Linked DNA regions of Homo sapiens: region 1 is linked to region 2. The links are chromatin loops, found by intact Hi-C in ENCODE. Cell type or tissue: psoas muscle. All regions are shown on one strand. Links, peaks and the distances in the headings refer to the core of each region. The heading gives the core; the rest is flanking DNA. Region 1 overlaps EEA1 (early endosome antigen 1). Region 2 overlaps EEA1 (early endosome antigen 1).

What was found. Peaks named below come from ENCODE experiments on the same cell type or tissue, not always from the same donor. Only the 100,000 strongest peaks of a DNase experiment are listed, where the experiment ranks them.
Region 1: it touches region 2 in a loop (1.8-fold over the local background); 1 of 110 quality-filtered maps calls a loop at or near these places.

The regions. Positions count from the first base shown.
Region 1 is chr12:92,869,648-92,872,568 of GRCh38, forward strand. All of the region lies in intron 2 of EEA1 (early endosome antigen 1), which reads right to left. Among named protein-coding and RNA genes, the nearest start is that of EEA1, 58 kb to the right of the region's middle. In psoas muscle, for the core only: no CTCF peak of the experiment used is centred there; a DNase peak (open chromatin) is centred at 1,224; H3K4me3 peaks cover 822 bases; H3K27ac peaks cover 1,851 bases.
Region 2 is chr12:92,803,363-92,806,283 of GRCh38, forward strand. All of the region lies in intron 18 of EEA1 (early endosome antigen 1), which reads right to left. Among named protein-coding and RNA genes, the nearest start is that of PLEKHG7, 100 kb to the left of the region's middle. In psoas muscle, for the core only: no CTCF peak of the experiment used is centred there; no DNase peak of the experiment used is centred there.

The DNA of each region.
Region 1 (2,921 bases), core at 235-2,734, 66 kb after region 2:
CGGGAGGCTGAGGCAGAACTGTTTGAACCTGGGAGGTGGAGGTTGCAGTGAGCCAAAATTGCACCACTGCACTCCAGCCTGGGTGACACAGTGAGATTCTGCCTCAAAAAAAAAAAAAAAAAAAAAAAAAAAAAAAAAAAAGGAAAGCCCTTATTTTAAGTGCAGAGTAGGTGAGATTATTACTTTTGATTTTGGCTAGTCCATCAAGAAGAAAAGTTGACCCACAAGGTCCAGAAGGATAACATGTGATAAAATGCTAACCAGATTTTCAAGAATCTTTTATGCCTCCAGCTTTGCTTGCACTGCTTCAGCCAGTTTAACTGGTATCATCCTACATGCACCCATTTTCTCCACCACAGTTAAAATCTCTGGTTTAACTGTCCTCCTATAAAGTTTTTCCTGAGTTCCTCTTATGCTGAATTAGCCACTGCACTTTTTGCAAATAATACCTATCATAGAAACCTCCTGGGGTAGAGATTGTACCTTATTCACCTATTATCTCCCTCACCTGCCAAAATATCTGCCACATAAAAGGTACTCCATTAATGTGTCAAATAACTAAATGTTGTTAAGAATCCTTTCTTATATACATAATTACCTCATAGAAAAAAGTAATTTTTGGTCTTTCTGGTGCAAAAGGTTGCATTATTTTATAAGATTTATAAAATATTTTTTAAAAGCTATGTTTCCTTTGTTTTTGGAATACCATAGTGATTTTCAAAGAAAACACATTATCAGGATCATCTGAGAAATTCTTTTCAGCCTGAAAATGGGCAGCGCTTCCCCTAACTTGCTCCCCTCCTCAGCCTTTGTTACGTGCAGCCTCAGATACTGGGAAATACTGAGAAATATTTTCGGACTGATCCACTGTTACTTATGAGAGTATGTCATTCTGTCACCTTCCTCAAGTCTAGGGGTGTTAAAACAAAAATTGAGACAGTCTGAGATTCAAGTTCTAACGCTGTATATTTTCCTGAATAGGGACAATAACTGTTTATATGCAAAGTCTTTTTCCTTTTTTTTTTTTGGCGGTGGTGGGGCAGGGACGGGACAGAGTCTCACTCTGTTGCCCAGGCTGGAGTGCACAGGCATGATCTCGGCTCACTACAACCCCTGCCTCCCATGTTCAAGCGATTCTTGTGCCTCAGCCTTCCCTGTAGCTAGAATTACAGGCACATGCCACCACACCCAGCTAGTTTTTGTATTTTTAGTAGAGACAGGGTTTCACCATGTTGGCCAGGCTGGTCTCAAACTCCTGACCTCAGTGGTCAGGCTGGTCTCAAACTCCTGACCTCAAGTGATCTGCCCACCTCAGCCTCCCAAAGTGCTAGGATTACAGGCGTGAGCCACAGTGCCCAGCCTCAAAGTCCTTTTTCTAAGTAAGAGCAAAGTATTTTATACTAAAGCATTTTAATACATCCATTAATGAAACATTAACAAAATAATAAAAATATAACTTACCAATGTTGGAATAATATTCACTTAATATTTTGATTTCATGGCAAAATTGATACAAAATATTAACTTAAATTTCTGTATTTATTTACAAATTCACAAAAAGACAGCTGCAAACAGGAAGAGAAACCACGCAGACTTCCCAAGAGCCTCTTTTCCTTATTGAAACTTCCTTTAAGCATGCATAATTAAAGCAATCCATATTCCCTTGTAGCATAAAAAGTTAAGCAACACCGAGGCAAGGAAAAACCAGCTATTTTGAGCAACCCAAAACCAAGCTGCTAAAACAAAATATACAGGACCCACAGTAACACTGGAGTCATTAAGAAGTTCCTGTCCTCTTGTTTCATTTTCATCGTGCACTTTCTGGTAATGCTCCAATAAATCAATAGCAGTTATACATCTTTTCATACATAAGGGGCAGATGAAACCCTGTGAAATAACAACTTTTAGAAAAATATACAGAAAAATATTTTTATAAAACAAGACAATGCAAATAGAAATAACAAGAAAATAACTAGTGTATCTCTTCTGGTATACGTAAGGAAAATTTTCAAGTGGTAACTGTACAAAAGGTGAAAATCTATCCAAAGTAGGACTTCTAAAATTAGTTCCCATCCTTATGCTATAAATTTGCATTGGTTCAATTCCTTTTCATTATGGTATCCAGTTGCTTCAGTTAGAATATTATTTTGTTTATGACACTTTTAAAAAATTCTTTCTGCTTATGATACTTTGTCCTTACCTATGTAAGACCTATTATCGGCAAGTTAGCTTTTATTTTATTTATTTATTTATGAGACAGTTTCACTCTGTTGCCCAAGCTGTAGTGCAATGGTGCCATCTCAGCTCACTGCCATCTCCGCCTCCGGGGTTCAAGGGGTTCTTGTGCCTCAGCCTCCCGAGTAGCTGGGACTACAGGCGCGTACCACCAGGCCCAGCTAATTTTTTTTTTTTTTTTTTTGAGACGGAGTCTCACTCTGTCGCCCAGGCTGGAGTGCAGTGGCACGATCTTGGCTCACTGCAACCTCCTCCTCCCAGGTTCAAGCAATTCTCCTGCCTCGGCCTCCTGAGTAGCTGAGACTACAGGCATGTGCCACCACACCTGGCCAATTTTTGTATTTTTAGTAGAAATGGGGTTTCACCATGTTGGCCAGGCTGGTCTCCAACTCCTAACCTGAGAAGATCTGTCTGCCTCGGCCTCCCAAGGTACTGGGATTACAGGCGTGGGCCACCACGCCCAGCCGAGATCAAGAAATTACTGGCAAGTATAACAAATACTTTTATGTCATATAATGTGTTCAACAAAGAAGTTCTCTTTGAAAGTAATTTAATGAAAGTAATTTTTAGTCTTTACTATATTCCACTAGGTTGAGATCCCATTCTTCCCCACACCCATAATTCCCAGCAGATGATTCTTCCTTGTAATTTTCTGAGCCAAATAAAACCATCTTCAAACAGTATTT
Region 2 (2,921 bases), core at 328-2,827:
ACAAGAATGAAGAAATAAAGTTATAGCTTTAGAAAGCTATAGACTTTTATTGTTTTCATAAAAGGAACTATGCAAATTATACAGCAAAACCCTCAATACACTATAAATAACAGCCATTTTAAAAGTCAAAACCAGATGCTAAGTAACAGTATTTCTAGAATGCACACTAGTTCCAATGTAATCAGAATAAATTTGTAACCAATAAAAATAAGTCAATATGTTAAAGGGAGGTTGTTAAAAGATGTACTAATAAAGTATTTGAAATTGTGTATTAATACAATATCAAAACTGTATTTATACCTCGAAATCTAATTTTTTAGTTCTAGAAACACACTTTTACCTCCTAAAAAATAGCTGGAAAAGATGTTAAAGCTTAATAGGTTCACAAGATATTATTCCTCCTTGATTTTTAAAGGTCCAAATGGAAAAGTCATTATACTAATATTATTTTACATTTTAATATAGTTAAAATCCCTGTTAAGCAACCTTAGAATTAAGACTTGATATATTTATTTACTATGCTGCTTAACTTTTTCAAAATTAATTACAAAATCATAAGACTATGTGAATCAAAGAAAGCAAAACAGAAATAGAGGCTTACATAGTCACTGTGACACTTCTTGTTTTTTTTTAAGTAACTAAGGGAAGAAATAAACAAGTCCACAATCATAGTTGGAAACTATAATATCTCTTTTTAGAAACTGATAGAACAACCAGAGGAACAAATTGGCAAGAATATAGACAATAAGAACAGCACTGTAATTGTTATTTATAGCCACTCCACCCAATAACACAGAGTACATATATGTGCACATGGAAAATTAATTATGATAAGCCATATGCTGGGCCTTAAATAAGACTTACTTTCAAAAGTTTGAATTTTACCAAGAATGTTCTCTGACCACAATAAAATTAAATTAGAAATTAGGGCCAGGCACGGTGGCTCACGCCTGTAATCCCAGCACTGTGGGAGGCCAAGGTGGGCGGATCACAAGGTCAGGAGATCGAGACCAACCTGGCTAACACAGTGAAACCCCCATCTCTACTAAAAACACAAAAATTAGCCAGGCATGATGGCAGGCACCTGTAATCCCAGCTACTCGTGAGGCTGAAGCAGGAGAATCGCTTGAACCCAGGTGGCAGAGGTTGCAGTGAGCCGAGATCACGCCACTGCATTCCAGCCTGGGCGACAGAGTGAGACTCTGTCTCAAAAAAAAAAAAAAAAAAAAAAATCAGTAACAATAATATACCTAGGAAAGCCTCAATATTTGGAAAGTAAACATACTTATAACCTACACATTAAAGAAGGAATCACAAAGGAAATCAGAAAATATATTAAACTGCAGAGGAATGAAAATACATTGTAAGATGGGAGGGAAACATTGGGTGTATAAATGTAAGGGGGCCCTCAAAAAGGGGAGCCCTGTATCCTGTTATTTGGGCTAAGCCCTGGGCTCATGGGTGGGGTTTAGTCAAAGTCTCTATATGTTTATCTGATATAAGAGCAGAAGGGACCCCAGCCCTCCTTGCCTAGGTAGTACTCCAGAAATGTGAGAAGACCTCAGAGGAGAAATGTATGTACAAAGTACATAGGCAAGAAAGATCTTAAAGGTTTTCCTACCCCAATAGGATGTGGGAGCCCTGTAAGTGAATTCTGAACCATGAGATTAGAACATAGAATGAAAATGGGTCCACTTCCATTGGGCCCATTGGAAACAGAAAGAACCATTGGGCCTGCAGAGTTTTTGAGGAACAGAACAAAAGCCATCTCGGAGATGATCTTCATGGACTGATGCCTGCATTCTAGAGATAATGATGAACCATTTGGTTGGTAATGTAATGGATCAGATATGCTCCTCAAATACCTAGGCACTGGAAACTACCGTGAGGAGGAATGCCACCTGAGGCACAAGATGCAATTCTATAACCTCCGATTCAAAGCATCAGGACCCAATTTACTAGATATGAAAATGAGAATATTTTCACCATCATATCCCCAAACAAGGATGAAAACCATGAAGGTGTGAAACAACTTAATCATCAACTCTGATGGGTTTTATTTCACCTTTCTGAAGAGGACTTTTCTCAGGTTCTTAGTCTCTACCTTTACTACTGGAACAGTCAAGAGCCCTCATCCCCTTGACACAAGTCAAGTCCATCAACTCAGTCAGAGCAGGTGATTTGATGTTTAAAGACAAAATGTACTCAAATGTAACCAGTTATATGAAGACATTCAAATGAATTGGGTGGAACTGATTTTTATCCATCAAAATAATGGTGAGTGATGTGTTCATTGAAGATCTCATCATGGCAGGACCCAAATTCAGCATCAACATCAAGGATAAGCTGGGCAAGAGACTAATTCTACCTTGGGAGTGAACGAATGATGCTGCAGCTAAGCACTTCTATGGCTATATATGTTCAGAAGCACATGCCCATTCTGCCACCAGAGACATTTGAAATTTCATATACTAATAAATCGTATAGGTCCCAATAACTTCTAAACCAATCCACCCTTATACTCAGAGCTGCCATGAATCCATTGAGCACTTTAGTGCAAATTAGAAAAAAGATACCCTCTTTCAAGATAATTTATTCCATCTGTGGCAAAACTGTCATAATACACTGATTTTATTAGAATAAGGCTACATACTACCATCTGCAGAAATCTTACATCTAGCATTGACAAGTGAAAAGTGGGTAACTGAAAAAAAGAAACAGATACTACAAAATGTAGACAGACACAGTGACGCTTTCACATTTAAAAGCTATTAAAAAAAAGCAAAGTAATAAGGTCTAAAGATGGAAACAATAAAGAGGAGAAATAAATAAGATAGAAAACTGACAAAATAAATCAAAAGCTTTTTACAATAGTCTGATAAAACTGATAAATCTCTAATTAAATTGATTTTTAAAAAGAC